2 separate regions of the Homo sapiens genome follow, and region 2 is linked to region 1. The links are chromatin loops, found by intact Hi-C in ENCODE. Cell type or tissue: testis. All regions are shown on one strand. Each heading gives the region's core, and the rest is flanking DNA. Links, peaks and the distances in the headings are about the cores only. Region 1 has its middle 8.8 kb from the start of EFNB1. Region 2 has its middle 110 kb from the start of LINC00269.

Evidence for each region. Hi-C counts contacts between places; a loop is a spot of excess contacts. Peaks named below come from ENCODE experiments on the same cell type or tissue, not always from the same donor. Only the 100,000 strongest peaks of a DNase experiment are listed, where the experiment ranks them.
Region 2: a loop joins it to region 1, with 9 times the contacts of the local background. A loop is called at or near these places in 99 of 110 quality-filtered maps.

What each region holds. Positions count from the first base shown.
Region 1 is chrX:68,812,614-68,827,788 of GRCh38, reverse strand. No RefSeq gene overlaps it. Among named protein-coding and RNA genes, the nearest start is that of EFNB1, 8.8 kb to the left of the region's middle. RefSeq lists enhancers at 3,647-4,147, 4,148-4,648. In testis, for the core only: a CTCF peak has its summit at 4,934 (motif pointing left); a DNase peak (open chromatin) is centred at 4,988.
Region 2 is chrX:69,279,393-69,294,567 of GRCh38, reverse strand. No RefSeq gene overlaps it. Among named protein-coding and RNA genes, the nearest start is that of LINC00269, 110 kb to the right of the region's middle. RefSeq lists enhancers at 100-600, 601-1,101, 3,710-4,601, 7,589-8,570 and a silencer at 13,878-14,060. In testis, for the core only: a CTCF peak has its summit at 8,395 (motif pointing right); DNase peaks (open chromatin) are centred at 8,417 and 9,067; H3K4me3 peaks cover 844 bases.

The DNA of each region.
Region 1 (15,175 bases), core at 513-8,512:
TCCCCACTTTTTCTTTATGGAGATAATTAGATGAGCAACATTCCCAAAGTGCTCCACCATTCACACAGTTTCATGTCCATCATCTCGCTTAATAGGTGACTGAGCTACTGCGTTTCTCAGTGGATCCTCTGATGATCTTTGTGGCTGTAGAGGTGGGAATAGCCCAGATTTTGTCTTTTTATTTTCTCCCAAATAGAGGAGAAAATAGGGAAAATCTGGGCCCTTCCCACTTCCAGGGGCAGCCCTTGAGGGTGAAGTGGCTCTGGGTAGGTAGGGAAAGAAGGAGCTGTTTGGGGTCTCTGAGCTCTCAGCTGGACCCTGCATTGGGGTGTAAGGAAGGAGAGATGAGATGAATAGGGTGTAGGGACACACCAGTAGTCTAGCTGGGAGACTGGGATCCCTGGAGTGCATGCTAGGACATCAAAACCTGAATACAGAAAGCAGCCTGCTGCTTACTGAGTGCCTACTATTGTCAAGAACCAAGTTAGATGCTTTTCCTTTCATAACCTTTTGAAATGAGTTTCAGTATCCCCATTTTACCTACAGGGGAAAGTAAGGCTCAGAGAGAAGTGACTCATCTGAGATCACCAAGCTGATCAGTGGTGAAAGCAGGATTTGACTCCTGGGACATCTGTCTCCAAAGCCTGTGGCCATTCCCCTGTACCATACTGGCTCAAATTCCCAGCCAATCCTTGCTTCTTTGCTTCTTTGGTTCATTCCTGGTTAAGGCTGGGTCGTGCATGGACAGCAGCAGCCTGGGGCTGGCCAGGACTCTTCCCTCACTGTCCTTCAAGAGGTTGCCAGGCCTGGAAAGTTCATCTATATTCCTGGCCATAGCCCAGAGTTCTTCTCATCTAAGACCACCACTGCCAACCCTAGAGCCAGCCTTGATTCTTCCTCCCCACAGCCAGCATGCCCGGTGCCCCACAGGAGGAGAGCCCAAGGCCAGGTGGGGGATGGGGAGATGAGGCTATGCGGCCAGTCTTGGGAAACATGGGAAGACAAGCAGTTCCTGAGTGTGCCAGCACCTAATCCCGGTGGGCAGGGTGGCAGAGGAAATGAGAAGAAGACTCTTTATGTCCAGACCTGCTCCACATGCTACTTATCCCTGCTCACAGCACAGCCTTTCTGCCTCAACCTGCCCACACCAGCTACAGGGGCCTCAGGAGCAGAGCTGAGCCTACTCCCTGCCATGGCTAGGCCAGTGATTCCAGGTTCCCACCTCCTGACCCACCCTGGCGGGGCCTCAGATGTAATGATTCAGGCCCCCGAGGTAGGGAAAAATTACTCCCAAGGGAGCCTGAGAGGAAGTCAGGATCTGTGAGCAATGGGGGCCCTCTCATCCAAGCCCTCCCTATACCATTGGCAGTCACTCCCCACCCATTTCTCCCAGGTTACTGTGTCATTACAAACACATCCACGCACGTGCTCACACACACACACACACACACAACTATCAGGTTTCAAGTCCACCAGCATTTCCTGAGCAGTGCCTCTGTGCTGACCTCTGAGCGGGGCCATCCCTGTTGACACAAAGAGCAGCTCCAACAAGCCCTGCCCACAAGGAACACCAAACACTGATACCTGTATGTGGGGGATCCTGGACCCAGAGATGCAGGAGAACATCTGGCAGCTGCAGGAAGCCTCGGGCATCGTGCAGCCCTGGGAGAGCAGAGCTGCTCCTTCTGAGCTCAGCTTCCCACACCCATGAGCAGCAGGGAGGTATAAACTTCAGAGCCACAGAGTTCCCTGCTTATGAACTGTGTCTCCTTGGGCAAGTCAGTTCACCTCTGTGTGCCTCAGTTACTTGTCTGTAACCTAGAGGTCGTCCCTCATTCACAGAGCCGTGGTGACGGGTGAATGAGACAATGCATGTGAAGGGCTTAGTATCATGCCTGGCCCACTGTGGTACTTACTAAATGGAAACTCTTACTCTTCTGCAGAGCCTCCCACAGAGACACTCTCATCCCCAGTCACACACGTTCTCACCTGTTCACACATGCTTTGTGTGGCACATGCACATTTTTTATCTCCTCTCATATTCTCACACACTTGTACATATATGCACACAAACTCTCATTCTTTCTCACCTATCCATTTATTCAGCAGAAGGTGGCAGGACCGGGTACTGTCCTCGTGGAATTTAAAATCTAGCCCCCAGAGTTTCTCATGTTCACTATCATCTACACATGTGTATGAACATGCACACACCTTTCTATTTCTGTGGCCCTTGTCCTTGACTTCTCCCTGCCTGCCTTGCACTCTGAGACACAGAGAGGTGAAATAACTCACCTAAGGCCACCCAGCCAGGAAGTGGAAAAGTCAGGATGTAAACTAGGCCACACTGATATACCAAGGCTGTGGAAAGGAGTGTGTGCCAAGGTGTGGGCCTGGGAAAGCCAGCAGGCCCAGCCAGAGCTAACAGTTAGAAAAGCAGACTGAAGAGTCAGGGAGCAAGGATCCTAACTTGAGGTCCAAGGCATTGCCAACTGGGACAACCCAGTGGGGCTAGCAACCCTCTCTCTTGTCTGCAGTCATCTCTAGCCTGCCCCATGCCTCCTATTTTCCTCCTAGAAGACCTACTACCTGTACCTGCACATCTCACATACACTGGCACCTATTCCCTACAAGGAGAGGGAGAGCTACCATTTATTAAACACCTACTGTATGCCAGGCAGTGTGGCTGGGTGCTTTCACCTGGTGCTCTATTATGTTTGTTTAATCTTCACAACATCCCTGAGGTTGATATTGATAGACCTGTTTTAGAGATGAGAAAACTAAGGCTCCAGGCTCAATCTGGCTGCATCCTCTGCTCCACCAACCTCAGTCTGCAAAGTGCTCTTTTGCTCAGCCAGCTTATTCCCACCACCCCCTTCTCTGCTGTCCTTCCCTCTGCCCACACTTGCCTCCTAGCTGAGACCAGCTGGGGTCTATGCTGATCTTGGGTTGCCCTTTCTCTTCAATGAATACTTTGCTTTTTTCCAATTCACCCTATCTGTAGGTCAGTCTCTGGGCAAGCCTGGGGTGGGACCTGAGACTTCCCACTCTTCCTCCTTTCCCCACGTGGCTGCATCATACCCCAGGGCTAGGTGAGATCTAGCCTCAGGCGGGTAAGATCTGGAAGTCTGTTTTCACTGCACCCACGAGAGTTCCCGGTGGCTGGGGAAGAAGGGGGTCGTCCCAAAGGCCAAAGGTTCAGCCAGACTCTCTCCCCAGCCCTTCCCTGTCCCTGCCCCAGCTGCATGCCTGGTTTATGGGTATTTGCACTGAGATCATCTTGATTTGCCAGATGCTAGCCTGTGTCAGGTTGATGGCAGAATGGCACTAGGGATGGGAGGAGCCCCTCTCTCCCTCAGATGGGTCTGGTCCCCCTCCCTCCTTCTCTCTTTATCTCCTCCTCATACCCCTTACCCCTACCCTGGACTCCTAGACATCTGTCCCAAAGCCTCAAGCTCCATGCAGGCAAATGACCTGCCCCCCTGTCCCTGTAAGAGCCTGAAATAGGGCATCTGAGAGCCAGAGCATGGCTTGGTGTGCATAACAGGTGGACAAGCCTCTGAAGGGCAGCTGGGACCCTGGGCCCTCAGAGGCCTCATCTTCAGAAACCCCTGCCCTGCTGGGTTTCACTGATCTAGGCTCAGTTTCCTCCAGTAGTGCCCCTGTCCTCTGCTCTCCAGCCCAGCAGGAGGCAGCCTAGGTAAGGGTAAGCCTGTTGCTCTCTTGCTCTGGTTACCTGGAGAATGTGCAAGGCTAGGCTGGGCCATTCATCACTGTCAGGGGCACAGGAATTCGAGGGAAGGGAGCAGCACCTGTCCTCATCTGTCACTGACCCCAGCCTAGCTCCTCATCTCAGAGGGCCAGTGGGCCTGGGGGAGGGCGATGGGATGCATCTTTGCCAGGTCCTCCTCCTGGTTCCCGAGTGAACACACTAGACACGTCAGGCCCCACAAACACCGGGAATAAAGTTCCTATGGAGGAACACCCCAAGCCGAGAGTGCATTTGGGCAACCGAGGAGCAGAGGGAAGGACAAGCTGCTTCCTCAGTGCTCCAGCCCCCTAGCTCTGAGCCCTCTCTGGACTCCGAGCTAGCATCCTGCCTCCCACCCAACCATGGAGGTTAAAGGGTCAGGTTCTGGGCTTTCTTGGCTGATAACCCCAGGCCTACCAGGAGAGAGACCACGAGCCTCTTGGGGCATCCCGAGGACAGAATAGGGGCTGGACCCAGCTGGCCAGATAACCACTGGCAGATATATGGCACCCAGGCCCACCACCCTCCAGCTGCCCCTCAGCCAACCCAGCCAGGATGTCTGACACCTCCCCTCCCCACTCACAATTTAGTCTATCTTGGTTTAGAGACCTTCCTTCCCACCTTCAATGAGGAAGGTCCTGGTAAGGGCCCAGTCTCTAAGCCTTTAGTCTCTCAACCAAGCCTTCCCCGCCCCACCCCCACCAGACATCCTCCTCTCCAGGGCTGCCCAAAGAAGTGTTGGGGTGAGGCTGAGGCCCTGACAAACCTCGATTGACAAACCACTCAGCATCTTCCTCGCCAGGAAGCCAGCCCCTCAGAGGAACATCAATCTCCCTGGCCTGGCTTGTTTTTCTTCCACAGCCTTTCTCCAGGACACAAAGCAGAGCCTGCGGCAGCCCCTGCCTTAACTGGGAAGGGTGGGGTGTGGAGAGGGAGGGAACTTTCCTCCTGGGATCGGTGTCCCTGGCAGAGGTGCAGAATACAGGAAGTTTGGGAGCTTCTGCACTAACTTAGTGCCTGAAGGAATTAGGGCTCCAAAGACCAGGGAGGGAGAGGGTGTGATCTTAGAGGTGAGGAAAAGAGGCAGTAAAAGAGGTGAGGAAAAGAGACAGGTTATTGAATCAAAGTGGTGGAGTCCCCAAGCAATCTTTTCCGCTCCCTAGTAGCCTGCCTATTTCTCAAACTCTGTCGACCTCTGATGGCCAGCTAAGTATTTGCATCCCTAAAGCTGAACCAGCACTGAGCCTCGCCCCCAGCAGCCGAACAGAAGACCGGGACACGGCCAGCTTCCGGTGCTGGCCTGGGCTGAGCTAAGCCAGGAACGCCCTCGTTTCTCCCTATCCTCCCTCCAGACACTGGAAGTTAATCTATTCAGGCCTGCCTGAGCACCCACCTCCTCTGGACAGCCTTCCTGGAAGGCCCTAGCCCACAGGGACTGTTCCTCTCTTTGAGCTCCATATTCTGACTGTACTGCCCGAGATCTCCACTTGGATTTTCATTATTTGTGTACATCTTAGCTGTCTCACTAGATACTAACCTGGGGCAGAAACCACTGACTGCTTCTCCTTTATCTTTATGCATCAAGGCCAAGCATAAGGATGGGCATACAGGAGGCACTCCACAGATGCTAATGGTGATGGTGATGATGGCAGCGGTAGTGGTAGTGACAGCCACTATTTATTGAGCACCTACTACATTCCAGATTGTTTGTATCCATTTTCTCATAAGAAACTCATTCTATATACAGACGAGGAAACTGGTGCACTCAGAAGCCAAGTGACTTAAATAGTGTCTCCCATCCAGTAAGCAACAGAACCCAAAGTTTTATGCAGGTCTCTCTGGCTCCAAGCCACAAATATCTACATCAGCCACATGCCAGACACAGCCTTTATTCCTGGGAGGGACACGGAGATGACTGCAGCTCAGCCCCTGATGTCAAGGAATGGTGTTGGCCACAGCAAAGACTTGTATGCTCCATGGAACATGGAGGGACTAGCTCTGCATCCTTCCTCCTGCTCCCCTCTCCTCATCTCAGGGAAAGTCTTCTCTGGTTTCACCATTTGACAGAAGGACAGATTGCCCAGGCCAGATGAGCAGTCTCCCAGATCCTGTCACACACAGAGGCTATAGCTAATTAGGACACTCCTACAGACATCAGATGCGTGAAAAAGTCAAGAATCCAGGACCGAAGAGGGAGATTCCAACAGAGATCCTGCCAGTCTCTCCCAGGAATAAGCATAGGTGAGTCCAGTTCACAAACACTGCTGGGCCTCCCCTGACCCTGGCAGGTTCCAGGACCTGAGACTTAAAGAGATGAGAGAGACACTCAAGTCACTTCCCCTCACCACATGCCATTTCCAGTTAGCCACCAATCCCAAACCAACAAGCACGTTTGAGTAGAGGGCTCACCAACCCCACCCTCACTCTTGTCCATGGCTCCCTGAGACATTTTGTCTCTCTCCAACCTGGTGATCTTGGAGGAAACTGAGGCAGGTCGCCCTTACCTTCTCCCCTCCCCATGGAAGCCACTCACCTGAGACTCTCTTTCAGTCACTCAGTTCTTAGTAGTCGTTGGTGTGAAGAGTCAGCTCTGGCTAGTAAGGAAAAGAGCCCACTGTGGGGGTCTGAGGTGTTCCAACCCTCCTCTCCTTCCCTTGCCTGCTCCTACCATTCGTGTTTTAATGAGGCCCTGGCTTGGAGTTAATAACCCTGAAAAGCAGGCAGCCCAGTCAGGTTCCCAAGCCTATTCTGCAAGGACCCGAGCTTGCAGGTTTCAGGATGGACTTTCCGTGGACACTTTATTACGGGGTTTTATGTCCAAAGGGGATGATTGGTAACACCTGCTTTTAAAAATGTCCAGGCTGAAATTGCTACAGCTAGGCAATAAGGTCCAGGAGTCTGTGACTGTGATTACCCATTTTTCCTCCAGTTGGTGTAGTACAGAACAGCTTCCTGCAGGAAATCTCAGCCCTGCCAGCAGGGCCTTCCAGGGTCCACTGCTGGGCATGAGCACAGTGGTCTTCCTCATAGGGGTGTGCGTGCCCTCGCTGGGCAACTCAGCTTCCATCAGCAGCTGACAACTTCCCTATCAGCCCGGCCAATTGCTAAGCCTGATGGGTGTGCACATATTGCATGTAGCCTGCCACACAGAATATTTGCACTCCAGGAGCTCATTAGGGAAGATGGGCTCAGGTGCTGCCACCTAGCATATAGCAAAACTCCCACTTCTGGAAATAATGTTTCCAGGAGTCTTGCCTGAAAGTGTGCAGTCCAGTGAATTCTCTTGATACCTTCAGTGACCCCTTGGATTAAGTCAGGCCACTGGAGTCAATGGTGCCCAGATGGGCATTGTGGGGGCACACTCCACCACTGCAGGTCAGGAGAGAACCATGAGTGGGACAAGGTGATACACAGTCCTGAGTAGTCTGCGGCATTCCCTGCAAGAAGCTGAGAGCCTACTTCATAGGATGGTGTGAGGGTTAAATGAGTGAGACATTTATATAGCAAGCGACATGGAGGTCATAGCCCTTATTCGCTGTCTTTTTGATCTCTTCACATATTTATTAGCCATTTGTGTCTAGTCTCATCTTTGGGTATTTGTCTCCTTTGCTTTTGTGATTTTTAAAATTAACTTGTAAGAACAACTTACATATTAAGAATGTTCATTTTTCTTGGAACTTTCTGAGGTCTAGAGCCCAAATTATTATTATTATTATTATTATTATTATTATTATTATTACTACTACTACTACTATTATTATTATTATTATTTTAGATGGAGTCTCCCTCTATCGCCTAGGCTGGAGTGCAGTGGTGCCATCTCAGCTCACTGCAACCTCTGCCTCCTGGGTTCAAGTGATTCTCCTGCCTCAGCCTCCTGAGTAGCTGGGATTACAGGCATGCTTCTCTCCTGGCTAATTTTGTATTTTTAGTAGAGACAGGTTTTCTCCATGTTGGTCAGGCTGGTCTCAAACTCCCGATCTCGGGTGATCCGCCTGCCTTGGCTTCCCAAAGAGCTGGGATTACAGGCGTGAGCCACCGCACCCGGCCATTATTTTTATTATGTTACTGTTTTTCAGATTGTTCATTTTTGGTTTTGGTGGTGGGTTTTTTTATTTTTTATTTTTAATTTTTTTGAGATGGAGTCTTGCTCTGTAGCCCAGGCTGGAATGCAGTGGCACAATCTCAGCTCACTGCAACCTCCGCCTCCCGTGTTCAAGCAATTCTCCTGCCTCAGACTCCCGAGTAGCTGGGGTTACAGGCGCGTACCACCAAGCCTGGCTAATTTTTGTATTTGCAGTAGAGATGGGGTTTCACCATGTTGGCCAGGCTGGTCTCGAACTCCTGACCTCAGGTTATCCACCTGCCTCGGCCTCCCAAAATGCTGGGATTACAGGCATGAGCCATTGCACCCAGCCTGTTTGTTACTTTATAACAGTTTTATTGCAATGTAATTTATATACCATAAAATTTGCCCCCTTTTTGGAGACAGAGTCTTAGCTCTGTCACTCAAGCTAGCATGCAGTGGAGTGATCACAGTTCACTGCAGCCTTCATCTCCTGGGTTCAAGTGATCCTCCCACCCCAGCCTCCTGAGCAGCTGGAACTACAGGTGTGCACCACCATGTCTAGCTTTTTTTTTTTTTTTTTTTTTTTTTTTTTTTTTTTTTTGCTTTAAAACAGCAAACATTTATTATGTCACACAGTTTCTGAGGAGCAGGAATTTAGTAGTGGCTTTGCTGAGAGGTTCTGGTTCCAACTCTCTCACGAGGTTTTGGTCAAACTTGGCTGAGGATGGAGCCATCGGAAGGCTTGAGTGAGGCTAGGGGATTCCAAGCCCACTCACATGGTTGTTGGGAAGAGACCTCAGTACCTTGCCACATGGGGATCTCCCAAGAGTTACTCATGACATGGTAGCTGGCACAAGACAGAGTGACCAAGATGTATTTTATAGTCTCATCTTGCAAGGAATATTGATAATGTAAAAAATCAGTTATTCATATATGTGTGGGTCTGTTTCTGGACTCTATTCTATTCCCTTGCTCTATTTTTCTGTCTTTGTACTGATACCACATTGTCCTTTTGTTTTTCTTTTCTCTTTCATTTTAGAATCAAGGGGTATATGTGTAGGTTTGTTACAAAGGAATAGTGCATGATACTGCGGTTTGGGGTATGATTGAACCCATCACAAGTAGTGAGCGCAGTACCCTACAGGTAGCTTTTCAGCCCTTGCCCCCCTCCCTTTCTCCCCACCTCTAGTAGACCCCAGTGTCTGTTGTTCCCATATTTTTTTATTTCAATAGGTTTTTGGGGAACAGGTGGTGTTTGGTTACATGAAAAAGTTTAATAACTTTAACGGTGATTTCTGAGATTTTGGTGCGCCCATCACCCAAACAGTGTACACTGTACCCAATGTTTAGTCCTTTATACCTCAGCCCACTCCCACCCTTTCCCTGAGTTCCCAAAGTCCTATCATTGTTAGGCCTTTGCATCCTGATAGCTTAGCTCACACTTATGAGTGAGAACATACGATGTTTGTTTTTCTATTCCTGAGTTACTTCACTTAGAATAATGGTCTCCAACTCCATCCAGGTTGCTGTGAATGCCATTATTTTGTTCCTTCTTATGGCTAAGTAGCATTCCATGGTGTATGTATATATATATATACAATGTGATATATATATCACATTTTCTTTATCCACTCGTTGGTTGGTGGGCATTTAGGCTGGCTCCATATTTTTGCAATTGTGAATTGTGCCACTGTAAACATGCATGTGTAAGAGTCTTTTTCATATAATGGCTTCTTTTCCTCTGGATAGATACCCAGTAGTGGGATTGCTGGATTAAATGGTAGTTATACTTTTAGTTGTTTAAGGAACCTTCACACTGTTTTCCATAGTGTCTGTACTAGTTTACATTCCCACCAGCAGTGTAAAAGTGTTCCCTGTTCACTGCGTCCAAGCCAACATCTCTTATTTTTTTATTTTTTGATTATGGCCATTCTCGCAGGAGTAAGGTGGTATTGCATTGCATTGTGGGTTTGATTTGTATTTCCCTGATTATTAGTGATGTTGAGCATTTTTTCATATGTTTGTTGGCCATTTGTATACCTTCTTTTGAGAATTGTCTCTTCACGTCCTTAGCCCACTTTTTCGTGGGGTTGTTTGTTTTTTCTTGCTGATTTGTTTGAGCTCCTAGTAGATTCTGGATATTAGTCCTTTGTCGGATGCCTAGTTTGTGAAAATTTTCTCCCACTCTGTGGGTTGTCTGTTTACTCTGATGATTATTTATTTTACTGTGTGGAAGCCTTTTAGTTTAATTAAGTCCCATCTATTTATCTTTGTTTTTGTTGCATTTGCTTTTGGGTTCTTGGTCATGAAGTCTTTGCCTAAGCCAATGTCTAGAAGGGTTTTTCCAATGCTATCTTCTAGAATTTTTATGGTTTTAGGTCTTAGATTTAAGTCTTTGATCCATCTTGAGTTGATTTTTGTATAAGGTGAGAGATGAGGATCCAGTTTCATTCTTCTACATGTGGCTTGCCAATTATCCCAGCACTATTTCTTGAATAGGGTATCCTTTCCCTACTTTATATTTTTGTTTGCTTTGTCGAACTTCAGTTGGCTCTAAGTATTTGACTTTGTTTTTGGGTTCTCTATTTTGTTCCATTGGTCTAAGTGCCTTTTTTATACCAGTACCATGCTGTTTTGGTGGCTATGGCCTTATAGTATAGTTTAAAGTCAGGTAATGTGATGCCTCCATATTTGTTCTTTTTGCTTAGTCTTGCTTTGGCTATGTGGACTCTTTTTTGGTTCCATATAAATTTTAGTATTCTTTTTTCTAGTTCTGTGAAGAATGATGGTGGTATTTGATGGGAATTGCATTGAACTTGTAGATTACTTTTGGCATTATGGTCATTTTCACAATATTGATTCTACCCATCTATGAGCACGGGATGTGTTATCATTTGTTTGTGTCAGCTATGATTTCTTTCAGCCGTGTTTTGTAGTTTTCCTTATAGAGGTCCTTCATCTCCTTGGTTAGGTATATTCCTAAATATATATATTTTTTACAGCTATTGTAAAAGGGATTGGGTTCCTGATTTTATTCTCAGCTTGATCGCTGTTGGTGTATAGCAGAGCTGCTGATTTGTAAACATTAATTTTGTATCCTGAAACTTTGCTGAATTCATTGTCAGTTCTGGGAGCTTTTTGGAGGAGTCTTTAGGTTTTTCTAGGTAAACCATCATATTATCAGCAAAGAGAGACAGTTTGACTTCCTCTTTACTGATTTAGATGCCCTTTATTTCTTTATCTTGTCTGAATGCTCGGGCTAGGACTTCCAGTACTATGTTGAATAGAAGTGGTGAGAGTGAGCATCCTTGTCTTGTTCCAGTTCTCAGGAGGAATGCTTTCAACTTTTCCCCATTCAATATAATGTTGGCTGTGGGTTTGTGGTAGATGGCTTTTATTATCTTAAGTTACGTCCCTTCTATGCTGATTTTCCTGAGGGTTTCTATCATAAAGTGATGCTGGATTTTGTCAGATGCTTTTTCTGCATCTATTGAGATGATTATGTGACTTTTATTTTTAATTCTGTTTATGTGATGTATCACATTTATTGACTTGCATATGTTAAACCATTCCTGCATCTTTGGTCTGAAACACACTTGATCATGGTACATTATGTTCGTGATATGCTGTTGGATTAGGTTAGCTAGTATTTTATTGAGGATTTTTACATCTATGTTCATCAGGGATATTGGTCTGTAGTTTTCTTTTTTTGTTATGTCCTTCCCTGGTTTTGGTATCAGGGTGATACTGGCTTCATAGAATGATTTAGAGAGGATTTCTTCTTTCTCTATCTTTTGGAATAGTGTCAATAGGCTTGGTACCAGTTCTTCTTTGAATGTCTCATAGAATTCAGCTGTGAATCTGTCTGGTCCTGGACCTTTTTTTGTTGGCAATTTTTCAAATTACCATTTCAGTCTCGCTGCTTGTTATTGGTCTGCTATTGTATTTCTTCCTGGTTTAATCTAGGAGGGTTGTATATTTTCAGGAATGTATCCATCTCCTCTAGGTTTTCTAGTGTATGCACATAAAGGTGTTCATAGTAACCTTGAATGATCTTTTGTATTTCTGTGGTATCGATTGTAGTATCTCCTGTGTCATTTCTAATTGAGCTTATTTGTATCTTCTCTCTTCTTTTCTTGGTTAATCTCACTAATGGGCTATCAATTTCATTTATCTTTTCAAAGAATCAGCTTTTTGTTTCATTTATGTTTTGGAGTTTTCTTGTTTCAATTTTATTTAGTTCTGCTCTGATCTTTGTTATTTCTTGTCTTCTGCTAGGTTTGGGTTTGGTTTGTTCTTGTTTCTCTAGTTCCTTGAGGTGTGACCTTAGATTGTCTGTTTGTGCTCTTTCAGACTTTTTGATGTAGGCATTTAATGCTATGAACTTTCCTCTTAGCACTGTCTTCACTATATCCTAGAGGTTTTGATAGGTTGTGTCACTATTATCTTTCAGTTTATATATTTTTTTCATTTCTATCTTGATTTCATTTTTGACCAAATGATAATTCAGGAGCAGGTTATTTAATTTCCATGTATTTTCATGGTTTTGAAGGTTCCTTTTGGAGTTGATTTCCAATTTTATTCCACTGTGGTCTGAGAGAATACTTGATATAATTTCAATTTTCTTAAATTTATTGAGACTTGTTTTGTGGCCTATCATATGGTTTATCTTGGAGAATGTTCCATGTGCTGATGAATAGAATGTATATTCTGCAGTTGTTGTGTAGAGTGTTCTGTAAATAGCTGTTAAGTCCATTTGTTGTAGGGTGTAGTTTAAGTCCATTGTTTCTTTGTTAACTTTCTGTCTTAATGACCTGTCTAGTGCTGTCAGTGGAATATTAAAGTCCCCCGCTATTATTGTGTTACTGCCTATTTCATTACTTAGGCCTAGTAGTAATTGTTTTATAAATTTGGGAGCTCCAGTGTTAGGTGCATATATATTTAGGATTATGATATTTTCCTATTGGACAAGTCCTTTTATCATTATATAGTGTCACTCTTTGTCTTTTTTAACTGCTGTTGCTTTAAAGTTTGTTTTCTCTGACATGAGAATAGCTACCACTGCTTACTTTTGCTGTCCATTTGCATAGAATATCTTTTTCCACCCTTTTACCTTAAGTTTTTGTGAGTCCTTATGTGTCAGGTGAATCTCTTGAAGACAGCAGATACTTGGTTGGTGAATTCTTATTCATTCTGCCAGTCCCTGTCTTTTAAGTAGATCATTTAGGTCATTTACATTCAACGTTGGTATTGAGATGTAAGGTACTATTCTATTCATTGGCTATTTGTTGCCTGAATAACTTGTTTTTATTTTTTTCATTGTGTTTTTGTTTTACAGGTCCTGTTCAATTTATACTTTAAGGAGGTTCTGGTTTGGTGTATTTCGAGGATTTGTTTCAAGATTTAGGGCTCCTTTTAGCAGTTCTTATAGTGCTGGTTTGGTAGTGGTGAATTGTCTCAGCATTTGTTTGTCTGAAAAAGACTGCATCTTTCCTTCATTTATGAAGCTTAGTTTTGCTGGATACAAAATTATTGGCTGATAATTATTTTGTTTAAGGAGGCTAAAGATGGGGCCCCAATGCCTTCTAGCTTGTAGTGTTTCTGCTGAGAAATCTGCAGTTAATCTGATTGGGTTTTTCTTTTTTTTTCTTTTTTTTTTTTTTTTTTGCCAGAGTCTCGCTCTGTCACCCTGGCTGGAGTGCAATGGTAGAATCTTGGCTCACTGCAACCTCCACCTCCCGGGTGCAAGTGATTCTTCTGCCTCAGCCTCCCAAATAGGTGGGACTACAGGCATGCACCACCACGCCTGGCTAAATTTTGTATTTTAGTAGAGATGGGGTGTCACCATATTGGCCAGGCTGGTCTCAAACTCCTGACCTCATGATCTGCCCACCTCAGCCTCCTGAAGTGCTGGGATTACAGGTGTGAACCACCGTGCCCAGCCGGTTTTCTATTATAGGTTACCTGATGCTTTTGCCCCACAGCTCTTAAGATTTTTTCCTTTGTCTTGACTTTAGACAACCTGATGACTATGTTCCTGGGCAATGATCTTTTTGGGATAAATTTCCCAGGTGTTCTTTGAGCTTCTTGTATTTGGCTGTCTAGATCTCTAGGAAGGCTGATGCCTAGCTTATTTTTTAAAATTTTTTTTGTAGAGATGGAGTTTTGCCATGTTGCCCAGGCTGGTCTCGAACTCCTAAGCTCAAGCGAACCTCCCACCTTGACCTTCCAAAGTGCTGAGATTACAAGCGTGAATCACTGTGCCCAGACTGCCCCCTTAAAAGTGTACAAGTCAGTAGTTTTTAGATGCGTATAGTTGTATAAACATCACTGTTATCTAATTTCAGAATCTTTCACCCTCCTCCAAAAAACTCCTATCCATTAGCAGTCACCAACCATTCCCATTCCTTTCTCTCCCTATCCTCTGGAAACTATTAATCTACTTTCTGTCTCAATAGATTTGCCTATTCTGAACATTTTATATATATATATTTATATATTTATATTTATATATATATTTATATATATTTATATATATATTTTTATATATATTTATATATATATTTTTATATATATTTATATATATATTTTTATATATATTTATATATATATTTTTATATATATTTATATATATATTTTTATATATATATAGACACACACTATGTGGTCTTTTGTGACAGGCTTATTTCACTTAGCATCTCATTTTGAGGTTCATCCATGTAGGAGCATGTGTCAGTAATTTGTTCCTTTTTATTGCCACATAATATTCCATTGCATTGATAGACCATATAATTTTTAGTAATTCATCACTTGATGAACATCTGGATTGCTTCCACCTTTTGTCTATTATCAATTATGCTGCTATGAACGTATATGTACAATTTTTTGTGTGGACATATATGTTTATATTTCTCATGGTTATACACCTAGGAATAGAATTGCTAGGTCATATGGCAATTCTATGTTTAACTTTTTGAGAAACTGTAAATTCCTTTGCAAAGTGAATGTACCATTTCACATTCCCACCAGCAATGTATGAGGGTTCCAATTTCTCCACATTCTCCCCCAACACTTGTTATTTTCTATCTTTTTGATTGTAGTTATCCTAGTGGGTATGAACTGGTATCTCATTGTGGATTTGACTTGCATTTCCCTGATAATGACATTTAGAAAGTTTTCATGTACCTATTGGCCATTTTTATATCTTCCTTGGAGAAGCGTCTATGAAATATTTTACTGAATTATTAATTTAATACTCTAATTTATTTTAATTTTTAACTCAGTTTTTAATTGTTGAGTTGTAAGTGTTTTTAATACTTTATGGATACAAGTTCCTTATCAGGTATATTATTTGCAAA
Region 2 (15,175 bases), core at 3,428-11,427, 460 kb before region 1:
CAGACACTGAGGCACAGTGGGTGAGTAGCTCGCTCCAGGTCACACAGCCAATAAAAAGTACAGCCAGAATTCAACACAGGCAGTCTGACTCCAGAGCTCTTTTGCTAAACCCACGATTCCATACTTGATGGTTCAATGAGTAGTTGTCGGATGAATGTAGAAATGAATGCATACATGCATGAAGGAAGGAAGGAAGGAAGGAAGGAAGGAAGGAAGGAAGGAAGGAAGGAAGGAAGGAAATACCAACCGATGGCAGCCCACAACCCTCTAGCAGCCTGCTGCTAGGCGTGCAGCATTCCCCAGGGCTTCCCTCCAGAAGCCCAGCAGCAGTGACATAATGAACACACCCTCCCAGCCACCCACACCAATACCACCTCTTCCCTCCCTCCCTCTGGGCCTTTGCCACATTTTGCTGTCACCCTCATCCTTCCACACTGCTCCTCCCAGCCACTCCCTAGCCCACCAGCTCCTTGACCTGCCTGCCTGCCAGCCAGTCTGTCTCCCCTTCCTTGCATGCTTGTGTGTGTGCCATGAAACCCACAGCCTCTAAAAACAAAGCAGGCAGCCATCTCACCCTCATGCTGCCACTTTGATGTCCCTTTCCTGGCAGCAGCAGGGTGCTGAGCCACCCTCCACAGGCTTAGGTCCCAGGGGACAGGTGCCAGCAGAGAAGCTCCACACATGAAGGCCAAGGCCAAGAGGAACATGGGTTGTTGGAAGCCAGGGAAACAAGAGGCCTGGTAGGGACCACCCAGACCTGCAGGGCTGGGGGACCTTTCATTCTACAGTCTCGTGCCCACCGTGTCTCCAGGGACTAGCTGATAATATGATTTTTATTTTAATTAATTAATTAATTTTTTCACTGAGACGGAGTCTCACTCTGTTGCCCAGGCTGGAGTGCAGTGGAGTGATCTTGACTAACTGCAACCTCCACCTCCTGGGTTCAAGTGATCCTCTCACCTCAGTTTCCCAAGTAGCTGGAACTACAGGCACCCGCCACCATGCCGGGCTAATTTTTTTCTTGTTTGTATTTTTAGTAGAGTCTGGGTTTCACCATGCTGCCCAGGCTGCTCTCAGACTCCTGACCTCAAGTGATCTACCAGCCTTGACCTCCCAAAGGGCTGGGATTACAGGCGTGAACCACTGCACCTGGCCGATATGATTTTTAAATAACACAACCCTCCCCTCACATGAGTTTAGCAGCCTACAGTTGACAAAGCACTTTTGCATCCATTTGCTTAAAAAATCCTCATTATGGCATAATTGGTAAAAGCTTTAGAGTCATGATGCCTGGGTTTGAATCCTGCTTCTGTGGCTTCTTAGCTATGCAACATAGGGAAAGTCACTTACACCCTCAGAACCTCAGTGTCCCCGTCCTTAAAATGAGCATTATAGCAATTCCTAGTCCACAGCATTGCTGTGAGGAGTAAAGGAGTCAATTCATGAAAAGTGCTCGGAGGAGTGGAGTGTGTAGACATACACCATTTAGTATGTACTCCCCAGACACCAGGCTTAGTCCTTTTGTTGTTGTTGTTTGTTCTTTTTTTGAGATGGAATCTCATTCTGTCACCAGGCTGGAGTGCAGTAGTGCGATCTCAGCTCACTGCAATCTCCGCCTCCCGGGTTCAAGCAATCCTCCTGCCTCAGCCTCCTGAGTAGCTGGGACTACAGGCACGTGCCACCACGCCCAGGTAATTTTTCTGTATTTTTAGTAAAGACGGGGTTTCACCGTGTTGGCCAGGATGGTCTTGATCTCTTGACGTTGTGATCCACCTCCCTCGGCCTCCCAAAGTGCTGGGATTACAGGCATGAGCCACTGTGCCAGGCCAGTCCTTTTAATCACAGGTTCTCTTCAGCAATCCCATGAAGTAGAAGAGGAAACTGAGGCTTATGAAGGAGAAATGACCTGCCCAGAGTCATCGAGGAAGTAGGTCTGTCTGTCCCCAAAGCCCAAGCTCTTTGGGGAAACTGAAACTCAAAAGATGGCACCAGTCTGGGTATGGGATGAGACTGGCTTAATCTAGTGCTCTTTTCACTGTCCTTCAAATGTCACTTTTCTCTCTTGAATGAGATAGATCCAGGTGTCTCCTACTCCCTCATTCTCCCCAAGCAGGAGCCTTCCTGTCTTTTGCGGCCCCACCTACATGGCACGGCGGGGAGGGTGTTCACCAAAGACAATGAGGGAAAGTTTGAAGCTTGCCTCTGAGCAGAGGGACTGTGTTCCACATGTCTCTGGAATACTGGTGTCCCAGCCAGCAGGTGCCAGGTGTACCCGCCTGTCTTCAGACACTGGTTATGCCTGGTCCATGCTGCCACTGGCCAGCTTAGCTTGTGCCACAGGTACTTTTCCCATGACATTTGTTGGCACCTGTCCCCCAGGAGGTGGGCCCCTCTTCACTATTCCTGGCTTGAGTTCCAGGTGCTTTTTTTTTTTTTTTTTTTGAGACGGCATCCCGCTCCGTCACCCAGGCTGGAGTGCAGTGGCTCGCTGCAACTCTGCCTCCCTGGTTCAAGCGATTCTCTTGCCTCAGCCACCCCAGTAGCTGGGACTACAGGTGCACACCACCACACACGGCTAATTTTTGTATTTTTAGTAGAGACGGGGTTTCACCATCTTGGCCAGGTTGGTCTCAAACTCCTGGCCTCAAGTGATCCACCCGCCTTGGCCTCCCAAACTGCTAGGATTACAGGCATGGGCTACCATGCCCAGCCCGAGTTCCAGGTGCTCTTGACTGGCATCATGAAGGCTAGAGGAGATGCTCTTGCAAGGGAAGGCTGTGGAGACCAGAGGAAGAGGAAGAAGCAAAAGGGGCTTCTTGACCTCTTCCCCACAGCCTTAACCCCTGGCTCCCACAGCCCTGATTCCTCCTCCTTCTCCCCCATCTTCTGGCACATGCCAGCAGATAGCCCCACCCAAAGCCAGTATCACCTCCGAGCTCCATTGTCCCTGCCAAAAAGGCTAAGAGCAGAAGCCCCAGTGCTGCTGCCCGCTGAGATCCTATCACAAGGGAGGGCTGGGAAAGACAGGCTGGGCCACAATTTTCTGACCTCTGGAAGGAGACCTCCTCGAAGGAGAAAAACAAAACACCAGGTGAGTCCCTACTATGCACTGGGGGCTGGACATGTGGGCTTTAATTTTACTGACTGAATCCTCCCAGCCATGCAAAGCAGGTATTCTTGCCAACATTTTACAGAGGAAATAGCTGAGGTAACGTGACTTGTCAAGAGTCCCATGGACAGCAAGCGGTGGAGCTGGGGCTGAACTCAGGACTGGCTCCAAAGCAGGCAGGCATGCCTCTCTGTGCACTGGCTCTTGGAATGGGTCACCCAGCTGACTTCAGCTCTGTAGGGTGGGGAGGGTTTGAGGAATGAGGCACTCTGGACTTTAGAATTTGCCTGAAAGCTGAGATTTTATTCCAGTGAGTGCCCACCTCAAAAAACCCTCCCCCCGAAAAAAATCACTCTTTTTTCTTCTTTGAGACGGAGTTTCGCTCTTGTTGCCTAGGCTGGAGTTCAATGGTGCAATCTCAGCTCAACGCAACCTCTGCCTCCCGGGTTCAAGTGATTCTTCTGCCTCAGCCTCCTGAGTAGCTGGGATTACAGGCATGTGCCACCTTGCCTGGAAAATTCTGGATCTTTAGTAGAGATGGGGTTTCTCCATGTTGGTCAGGCTGGTCTTGAACTCCCAACCTCAGGCGATCTGCCTGCCTCGGTCTCCCAAAGTTCTGGGATTACAGGCATGAGCCACCACACCCGGCCCAAGATCACTCATTTTTGACATACGTGTTTAGGAAATATCTTCCTCATCTTCCTGGACTCTTCTTTCTAAAGATTTGGGGTCCTCCTCATTAATAGCCCACCATTATCAGCACTGTGCTGTGGCGCTCTCCCCCAGGGTGTCCCCGCTAGGCTAAATGGCCCCAGCTTGTTTGTCTTCTTTGAGCTCTTGTACCTGGTTGGGGTTGTTTTGTGTTTTACTAGTTTGCTGCCTACTCCCCTGCTGTCAGGCCATCAGCTCTCACTTCTTGACACTTTTAGTGTGCCTGCTTCCAGCAGCCCCTCTGCCCTCCTTCTGATTTACTGCTTCTAATTTGCTGTAGACTTGGGAACCAGATAACCAGGCCTTGTTCGAGTAAACAGGAGGGAAAAACACTAAGGAGGGTCCTCCTACAGGTAACCTGCCTGTGCTTTAGTGTAGGCACTTGGCGGCAGCGGCAGCCGATAACCTGAGGAGCCAGCAGCTCACAGCGCTCAGACCTAAAGCCCGTGGCCCCCACATTTATACTGCCAGGTGCCTCCTTATTCTGACTTGCACCAGGGGTGATCTCAAGGCCAGAGCAAGTGTGAATCCAGCCCTTAGCCCTAAACTGACTGGCCAAACAGTTGAGGAGTAGCACACCCAAGATAAGAGAATTGCCACATTTGCTGAGCAAACAAGAGCGATTGAACAGAGGGTTGCCCCTGCCTCAAGGCATAATAATGGGCAGGGGGGGCATCTGAAGACCTCCAGTATCCCTCCCTTTCCCACCCTGCCTCCCAGAGGCTCTGCAGAGATTCTGGGCTGAGGAAGCTCCCTCTCTCAGCCTTGGCCCTCGCCCTGCCAGGAGAGCAGGGATGGAAGGGGGACTCATTCCAGTGTCCCTCACAGCATGGGGGCTCATTCAAGGCCCCAGAGCTTGGGTAGGCTGGGCCCATCTCTGCCTATGTCCAGGCCAAGTCCCTCACACTCCCACAGCTGCCCCCACCTCCACCCAACTGTGGCAGGAAATGGTCCAAGCTGAGCTGGGCCTGGCTCGCCACCTCAGCAGTCCAAGGGCCTGCCTCTCCCCCAGCCTGGGGGAGGGAGGCGCCACTGAGGGGGAAGCACTGAGGCAGATTTAGGACTTGGGTGGAGTTTGAAGCCCCCAAAAGCCATTTTTCAACCTGAAAACTGAACCAAGCTGGTCTGGAATTGTGACTGGAGGATAAATGTGGACCCCATGGTGTCATTTTATGGTCAATTTTCAGAGTGTAACTGCACTTTAAGCACTAACGCTGAGTAGCAGGAAAAAACTTCTTAACCGTAAGATCTATTAAGAGTGCAGAGCTGGCTCCCAGGGGCGAGGTGGGAATGCATAGACGTGAATCATTGGAAACAGGTCTAGCCCAGGCGCTAGGGAATAGCCCAGCCCAAGCTGGGCTGCAGGGAGGGAGGGGGCAGTGCTGGAAGGATGAGAGAGCTCCTCCACCTCCTCAGCCCTGCTGGTGGTGGCCCATGGTCACCTTCTCCGTAGGCCTGGAGTCCTGCCTGAGTCTCTGGACACTACCCTCTCCTGGGCAGGGCAGTTGGGCTTGTTACGCTTGGCCGCTCCAAGCAGAAACTGAGAAAAGGCAAAACCTGGCATAGCGGCCAGCCTGGTGGGGTGGTGGCAAGGCAGGAGGGCCAGCTGGCTGCTGAGCTGAATAGGACTGATGACTCTGTTTCCCTGGTTGTCCTGTTTGATGTTAATCACCAGGCTGAGCAAGCTCTTCAACCAGACACAGCTGGCCCCCAGGGAAATACGACAAGAGGCCAGGGAGGGTCTAGGTTATTTGGAGTTAAAGACCTGCAGGACGGGGCAGAGTCAGGGGCAGGGAGTTTGAAGGAGGGGGTCAGAGGGTACAGAGATGGAAAAAGATGGTGATGGAGGTCTCTAGTGATGGCAGATGGCAGATGAAAGGGGAAGCTTGGGGACCAGCTGACCTCCAAGGTTCCTTTCAGCTGGAAAAACTGGTTCCAAGGGACACAGGAGTGAAGAGATGAACTAACTGCCAGACAGGACCTTCAACAAACCGAAAGAGAGCCTCCCAGTCTCAGAGCTGTGGTCCAGCCACTGGGACACTTGCTGAGATCCCATCTAAGATTTAGGGTCAGAGCTGGCAAGCAGAGATACCAAAGGACACCAGTCTAGGGAAGGACAAACAGTGAGGTTCAGGCCTGGCAGTGAAGAAACCTCAACTGAGCCACAATTTGCTGTGTGATCTTAGGTAAGTCTTTTTCAGTCTGTGAGCTTAGATTGACCTATTTGTATTCATAATGGGTAGCAGGGAGCTGAGGAGTGAAATTTGAACCTGATCAATTCTTTCTTTTCTTTTCTTTCTCTCTCTCTTTCTTTCTTTTCTTTTCTTTTTTTCTTTCTTTTTTTTTTTTTTTGAGACAGAGTCTGCTCTGTTGCCCAGGCTAGAGTGCAGTGGCGCTATCTCGGCTCACTGCAAGCTCCGCCTCCCGGGTTCATGCCATTCTCCTGACTCAGCCTCCCGAGTAGCTGGGACCACAGGTGCCCGCCACCATGCCCGGCTAATTTTTTCTATTTTTAGTAGAAACGGGGTTTCACCATGTTAGCCAGGATGGTCTTGATTTCCTGACCTTGTGATCCGCCCGCCTCGGCCTCCCAAAGTGCTGGGATTACAGGCATGAGCCACCACGCTCAGCTGTTCTTTCTTTCTTTTCTTTCTCTCTTTTTTTTTTTTTTTTTTGACAGGGTCTCACTCCTGTCCCAGACGGGAGTGCAGTGGGTGATCACAGCTCACTGCAGCCTCCACCTCCTGGGCCCAGGTGATCCTCCCACCTCAGCCTCCTGAGCAGCTGGGACCACAGGCATGCACCACCACACTCGGCTAATTTTTTTGTATTTTTTGTAGAGATAGGGTTTCACCATGTTGCCCAGGCTGGTCTCCAACTCTGGCCCCAAGCAATCCAACTGCCTCGGCCTCCCAAAGTGCTGGCATTACAGGCGTGAGCCACCGTGCCCGGCCCTGATCAATTCTTTTAAGTCTTTAAGTATAAGGGTCTTAGAGCATTCCAGGATTCCTCAGACTGTATGCTCTGGGACGGGATTTCCTGGGGGTTAAAAATAGAAATAAAACAAAATTACGGACTAGGTACCAGGGAATGTTCTAAGTGCTTTTTACAAATGTTAACTCATGTAATCCTCACAACAGCTCAGTGATGTGAATACTATTACCCCCATTTTGCAGATGAGGAAATTGAGGCAGAGAAAAAATAACTGACAGACTCAAGCACCTAACTGACTCAAACCAAAGACACTCTTTGCCTTCTTTCTGGTTCATTTCCCTAGCTGGGTGACCCTGCCTCCTCCACCCCACACCTTTCAGGGCTTCGTTCTCCTTCATGGCTTTCTCAGCACTGGGCAAGGTATCTCCTGCCTGAGACAGGCTGCCTCCTTGAGGTGCCCTTCACCTCCCTGTGCTTCCTCCCCTCCCTCCCCTCCTCTCTGGGGGAGCTGAGCCAGGCTCAGGTTTCTCCATTTCCAGGCTGAGTCTCCTGCCTTGAGCTGGGCTCACTGAAGAGAAGAGATCTTGCTGACCTTGCACTTTCCATCCACTCTGGGGCTCTGGGCTTTGAATGGACACATAAGGAGTTCTGCACCCCCTGTCATGGTGAGGGACTGAGGAGGGCGGCTGGCCTCTTGCCCTGGACCTCTGGCGTGGAAGAAGTTACCCCAGTCCCACTGAGCGGGCCTGAGTTTGAAACCCACAGGCGTCTCTGTGCAGATCTGGGGCAGAAGTATTGCTGAGGGCACTGGAGGAGGAGTTGGGGCCAAGGGCTGGGTGGGATGTCCACCTGATTATAGTTGCAAACCCCTTCTCCACACGACAATGGAGTACTTACTAATTCTCCCTTGCGTTGGACTAGTTTCTTCCTCAAGCTCTCTCTTTTGGAATGATAGAGTTAGAGTGTTAGAGATAGAGATAGAGTGTAGAGGGCTGGATAGACCCTTAGAAATCATTGAGGCCAAGTCTTTTGCTTCCAGATGGGGAGCCTGAGGCCCAGAGAGGGCAAAGACATGCTCAAAGTTGCACAGCAAGACAGCCATGGAAGCAAGTTGGAACCCAGGGTTCTTGACTCTTCCCGGTAAGTGTCTTATCCAGCTCAGTTCCACCCCTCACTGTGGACAAGAACCTCTACACTCCGCCGCACACACACACGCACACACAAACACAGGCTGTGCGCTATGGCCTAGGGAAGCAGGCCCTTGGGAGTGAAGTGGGAGGCACCCAGAGGCTGATGAGAGGCAGAGGCCAGGATAAGGACGGAAACTGTGCCGCTGGGGTGAGCGTGGCATTCGGAGGCGTGGATGTGCGCTGGTTTTTTTGTGCCTTAGAGCCTCCAGCCCATGCCTTGTGAGCCACCCTTGCAAGGGTGGGAGAGGCCAACGAGAAACGCCCAGGCTCACTATTGAGGTCTTTACTGATGCTTGAAGGGTTTGGAGGCCTCCAGCAAAGTCACTGACCCACCCCCTGGATTTTCGTCGCACTCGTACCCTTCAGGTGTCCAAAGGTCCACCCCGTGCACCCTTTCCCCCAGTTTTCTAGACCGCCGCTGCGGCCGGGTGAGCCAAGGGCCATGGCCACAAGGGGGCACTGGCGCTCCATGGCTCCAATGGGCGTGGAGGCGCGCACTTTCTGCCGGCGTTGGCGGGGGGGGTGCGGGGGCAGCAGGAGTTTGCATTCGGCTCCCCCACTCCTGGCACCCTCCCCATTTCCTCTTGGAAGCCTCCCTAATCCTCTTATGCCGAGGGTCACATCCCTGGGCCCGGGGACGAGGTGTTTCATTTTCAATTCGCCCCCACTGCCCCTGGGGGAGGTCCGTGAAACGTGGGGAGGGGAGTCCCCTGGGCTGAAGCCCTCTTCCCTGCCCCTCTGCCCACCCCTTTCCCTTGCTCTTGTCTTCAGCTTGTCCCTTTTTTGGGTGTATCTCTCCTACCTGCCCTCCCTCCACTCCCCGCCTGGTCAGCCTTCTCCCTTCTCAGAGCCCACGTTCCATCTCCTCTCCTCGGACCTTTCCCCTCCTTTCTTCCTTATCAGCTTTCAGCTTTCACTCCCCGCTTCTCTCTCCCCCCTCCTGCTCCTCTCCCCTTGTCCTCCTCTCTTCTCCCTTCTCTTCTCTCCCCTCCTCCTTCCCCCTTCTCCATTCTCTTCTGCTTTCCCTCTCCTTTCCCTCTGCCCTGGCTCGGGCGGCCTCTCCCTGGAGGAGTCGGGATGTTAGGGTGGAGTGGGCCTTGGCCCTGCCTCTTCCCAGGGCTGTGGGCTCGCTCCCAGGTTTTGCGGGTTGAGACAGGGAGTGAGGGAGGGAACATCCAGCGCTGCTGGAATCTGGGAGTGGAGGCAGCTGTGGGTCAGAAACCCTCCAGTCCTCTTAGCAAGTGCAGCCTTTTCTGGAGGGGAGGGAGATTGAGAATCCAGAGACCTGGGGCCTGATCCCAGCTCCGGCTCTGACCTCTGGCCCTGGCCGTGTGACCTTTCCCATCCTCTCCCTGGGCTTCAGTTTGCCCCTGAAGACAATGGAGAGGTAGATATCTGAGGACTCTCCCAGTCCGTCCTCTATTTTTTTCATTTTTCAGTGGTGACTGTCAATCCCAGGAGGCCTGAGCATGGCTTCTCCCAGATTCACCCTCTGTCCCCATGGCCCCCTTTAAAATGCTAGGGGCCACTGGTGTGACAGAGAGGAGTCTGTCTGTGTCTGTGAGTTGCACTGGAAGAGGGACTGGGGTTGGGTGTGGGCCCTGATGTCAGCATGTTGGGGAATCTGTCTGGCATAGTTGCTCCCTGACTCTGAGGATCTGGGCAGCTCTTGGTGCCTGGAATTGTAGAATGTCAGTGCTGGAAGAGGTCTGGGGCAGAGATAAGTCAAACACCAATATATGGGACCACTGTGGTCCTCACTCCACCCTCCAGCTCTACCCCAGGGTACACACCCAAGGGCCATTGCCTGCCTTTCACCTCTTAGCTTCCAAAAGAACTTAGCCCCTTGTGGGATGAATCAGGAAACTGCGGTCCAGAGAGGGGCAAAGACTTGCCCAGGTACATGCAGCAAGGTGGTGGCGAGCTGAGACCAGGCCCCGAGGCTCGCGCCTCCCAGCTGTGAGCATGCTGGGGATATAAGAACGCAGGTGAGGTGGTGTTGCCACCTGGCACGTGCTTTGGGGGATTGGTGATGTGAAGGAAGTTGTATGTGTGCATGACAGAACTGGGGGCAGGATGGGAGGTGGGAGTCGTTAGGGATGATTGCCTGTTCCCCAGCTCTTGTTCTGGGCACACACCCATCCTCGGAGGAGGCAGCTCTGGAGCTGCCAGTGGTCCTTGTTGCAGCTGGAGGGTAGCACCCCCACCTGACAGTGTGATTTATCACATTCTCCCTTTCTCCCCTCAGCCCCCAACCTTCCTGTAGACCCCAGAGAGGGCCCAGCCTGACTTAGAGGCAATTCACCTGTTTTTGATTTGAGACTCAGGTGGACTTTTCTTTCTTCTCATCAAAGAAGTGGTGAGGGGAAGTCAGAGCCCCATCCATCACCTCAGCCTCTCAGCAGCCTTGGGGAGGGGGAGCAGATGGGCAGGGGAAAGACCCAGGGATCTTGCAGCCTCCTTAATTCCCAAAGGGAGCCTCCCAGACAGCCAGGCAGGGCATTACTGGCCCAGATATTTAGGTCTTGGCTACAAATGCTCAGGAGAAACTGCCTAAGAGGTCCTTCATTGGTGCTCTGGATCTCTGGAGGTCCTAGGGCCAATTTTTGTTTTCTAATCCCTGATACCTAGGCAGGTGAGGGTGGGGCCTGGGAGGGGCTTGGGCCCCAAACAAAAATAGAACAAATATTTAGTGCCTGGAGAAAGAGGGAAGGGGATGCAGGAGGGAATTCATTTTGTTTTCATCACCTGTTCTGGGCCAGACTCTGTTCAACACGTTGTCTATCTGATTTAACTCTCCGAACACTGCCCCATTCTCCAGATGAGGAAACTGAGGCTCAGAGAGGTAAAGTGATTGGTTCAAGGTCAAATCACAAGGGAGCAAGTAATGGGACAGATTCAGGGTTACAGCTGTTTGGCTCCAGGATGTTGGCCTGGCCAGGAAAGATGACCTGTGGCATTTGGTCCCTGCCCCATCCCCAATACATGCTCCTGTGTGCTTCATCTCAAGGCCACTCCTAACATACATGGAACCTGTGCAATTAGAAAAAGCCATCTTTTCCTCTGGGCAAGGTACATGGGTTGGTGCAAGGAGCTGGGGTTGAATTTTAGCTCCCACTGGTCACCTGCAGCCGGCACTCTTGAGCAGGGCTCAGCCTACGCAGCCATCCGCGTGGCCCTACTTGGGCTGTCCTTTCTTTAGAGTGGGTCGAGCAAATCCTGGTCTAGGAGGGGAAGAGAGGAACCTGCTAAGCCATGATGCCAAATCCTCATTCTCCTTATCCCCCTCCCGTGAACGTTATCATCATCACCATCATCGCCACCAACATTTCAGGCATCCTTATGATACTACAACTACTAATAACAGGGGCTCCATTGTAGCTCAATCTGTTTGGAATTCTTCCCCGAAGCAACCCATTTTCTCCCTGCTGGACTCTTTCCTCCTCATTACACCCCTCTCAGTTTCCAGCTAGCAGAAGCCAATCCCATGGGGAAATAGATTCATGGCCGGGCCAGCTGGACTATGATCCCTGGGTGGCCTGGGGAGACCTGAGAGAGATGAGGAGAGGAGGGGCACTGTGCAGGCTCAGGTATACTGGCTTAGTTGCTATATGGCCTTGGGCAAACTACTAATCTTTCTGGGCCCAGCTCCTCATCTTCAATCTGAAAGGGTGGGATGGATGATATCTATGATCATTTCCAGCTTGGCCTCTTGGGGTGCTGAAACCTCTGTGTTCAGAAGTCCTGCTCCCTTCTGTGCACTAAAGGATGAGAATAAAGCACCCTTTGGATTTCTTCCTGTGGCTTCCAGCCGGACAGGACACCAGAGGCAAGCTGGCCTGGCTGCTTCCTAGCTGTGTGACCCGGGACAAGCTACTTTACATCTCTGAGCCTCAGTTTCTTCATCTGAACAATGGAGATGATTGCACCTACCCTGCAAGGAAAGGCTGCTGTGAGGAGTCTATAAAAATATATATAACTGTGCCATGTACAGCCATTCACATGGTAAACATTCATTCATTTATTCATTCAACAAATATTCCTCGAGTATCTACGAAGAGAGATAGGATAGTGTAGTAACAGTGCAGGCTCTGAAGCCAGACTGCCTGAGTTCAAAATCCAGTTCTGCCTTTTCTTATCTGTGTGACCCTGGTTGAATGACTTAACCTCTCTGTGCTCCAGTGACCCCCATCTCTACAATAAGGCACCTACCTCATAGGGCTGTTATAAGGGTTAAGTAAGTTAATCCACGTAAAGTATTTACTGCTTGGCACAGAGTGGAGCTCATTAAATGTCATGACACCATTCTAAATGCTGGGGTTGCAACAGGAACAAGACAGACAAGATCCCTGCCTGCAAGGAGCATTCCATAAATGTTGGTCCCATTCTCTCTTCCTTTTGTTCTCCCTGTGAGGGGGATAAAGTGTCTCAGATAGCTCAAGCTAAAAGCCATCCTTTGCTCCTTCCCCTCTTCCAACCAATCCATAAATATTAAACAAATATGCACATGCACAACAAATATTCTTTGAGTACCTTGTCTAGTTCTGTGCTAGATGCTGAGGCCATGGAGATGAATATGACTCAGGCTTCATTCACTAAGAATGCTTAATCAAAGAGAAAGACAGAGAGAGAGACAGAGTGAGATTCTCTTAGGGCCATGAGGGAATACTTCTCAGAGGAGGTAGCCATGTGTTCTGAGTCTTAAGAAAAGATGCTGAGAACTTTCCCGGGGCTCAGGGAATATTTCAGACAGAAGGAAGAGCACAGGCAAGGGCATGGAAGTTCTGACAAGTGATCAGCACTCCAGCAGGACCGGGGCATTGGTGGGTTGGAGGGCATGCTTCCTATCTTCTTTCTAAAGGGTGAGGAGGCAAGAGGGGAGCACTTTTTACAGGGCACCTAGCATAACTGTGCTTGGTGCTCGCCAACTTATCTCACCATGGGGCTGGGCATTCTTACCTGCATTTCACAGATGAGGAAACAGACTCAGAGTTGGGGACGGACATAGTCACGGCCACCCATCTGGCAAATGGCAGAATTGAGGCAGGCCCCTAAGTCTGTAGGCCTCCAGTGCCTGCATGTGCTCCCCGAGGCTTCTCTGCTGTCTCTATGGTTAGCCTGTATGGAGATTTGTGCTGGCTAGCTGTGTGTGTGCATGTGTGACTGTGTGTGTGGTGGGAAGGTGAAAGGGTTGAGGGAGGCCAAGGAAGGGGATGCCTGAGGATCTGTACACACTGCACCATACCCATTCCCCTCTGCCCCCAGTAGGGGAGATCAGGGTGAAGGAAGTATAAAGGACTATGTTACCCTGTGTCTCTCCCCATCCAGGAACTCACCATGAGAAAGACAGCCTCTCTCCCACCCCTTACACACACATGCAGGCATGCATGTGTGCACACACACACAGAGACACACACACATGCACACACACACGTCCCTCCATCCTCCCCCGCTCCTAAAAATATCAAACCAGTGGAGCTACAAGGGAAATGAATGTTTGGCAGCAGAGCAAGTGGCCTAGGAGTGGTGTCAGGCTCTGTAAATATTTACCCGCTGGATTAGAGCAGAAGTTGGAAACATTAGGCAGCTGAAAATTACTGTTTTAATAGCATGGCTGATAAATCCAAACTTGGGGGGTTTGTTTGGAAGTCTTGGCTTCTGGGAATTTCAGCATGTAAACTGTGGGCCCGGGGTGGCTGGGAACAGAATGGAGGGGTGTGGGCTGGTGGGTGGGTCTGCCTGGAGGAGAGGACAGCCAGACCAGAAGTGGCCCAGCACCTCAGGCTACAGCCGGCTGGATGGCACAACATTAATTCATCTCCTCATTCATTCATTCATTTATTCATTCATTTCTCAGACCCTGTTAAAGGGAGAAGTAATGAGCAAATAATCTATTGAACACAAAAATGTGCCACATATTTTAGGAGGTGCTTTATTTTTTAGTTCCACATTTAATATTGACCATAACCCTGGGTAGTAGCAATTTTTTTTGAGATGGAGCCTTACTCTGTCACCAGGCTGGAGTGCTGTGGCGTGATCTCAGCTCACTGCAACCTCCGCCTCCCGGGTTCAAGTGATTCTCCTGCCTCAGCCTTCTGAGTAGCTGGGACTACAGGCGCGCGCCACCACGACCAGCTAATTTTTGTATTTTTAGTAGAGATGGGGTTTCACTATGCTGGCCAGGATGGTCTTGATCTCTTGACTTTGTGATCTGCCTGCCTCAGCCTCCCAAAGTGCTTGGATTACAGGCGTGAGCCACCGCGCCCAGCCAGCAATTATTATTTTTATCTTACAAGAGCTGAGGAAAATCAAGCCTCAGTGGGAAGGTAACTGGTTCAAGGGCACCAGCTGGAAAGAAGCAGGGCAGGGATTTAACCCTAGGTGCCTCTGACTCCAAAGCCTTGTTTTTCCCACTACACTATGCCACCCTCCCGTGTGAGGTATGCGGTAGACAATACATTTCAGAGAAATCTCAAGCAAGGTGCTAGAAAATACAGAGATGAATCTGACCAAGCTCCTCCCTCGGAGAACTCCTGGTCTAGAAGGAGTCTAAGAGGCAGATCCAGATGATTCAAATTCCAGGGAGAAAGTAGCTAATGCCTTAAGAGAGGAAGTGCCGAGGAGGGAAGAATTTCTTTCAGGTTGGGGCAGAGAAGAGGGAGGTATCGAGGTGAGGAGGACCAAGAAGGCTTCCTGCGGGAAGTGGCTGTTGACCTGGGCCCTAGCTGATGGATAGAATTTGCATACGGGGAAGTGAGGAGGGCAGGTATCCAGGCAGCAGGAACAGCATGAGGGAAGGCACAGAGGAGGAATGTTGAGTTTGGTTGAACCAGAGAGTATAAAGAGAAGGGGCAGGAAATAAGTTCCAAAAGGTAGATGGGTGCCAGATTTTGAGGGACTTCATAGCCCTCTGATGTTGAGAGAGCCAAGCGCCCCAGGGCTTGAGCTACACAAGGGTTCAGGCCACAGCCTGACTCCTTTTTTTCCTTCTGCTCTCTGGAAAGGCAAAGGGAATGGTTTCCCTGAGCACCCACCCAACCCCAGTGTGTGTGTGTCTGTGTGTGTGTGTCTCTGTGTATCTCTGTGTGTGTGTGTGTGCCATTGCACTTCCTTCTACAAGGCCTGCCTTCCAGCTGCTTCCAGCTGTGGCCACCCCCCCCCAGTCCATTGTGAGGCCAAGATCCTGGCTCCCCACTGCTAGAGCTGAGGCCCCAGCTGGTGACAGGACAGT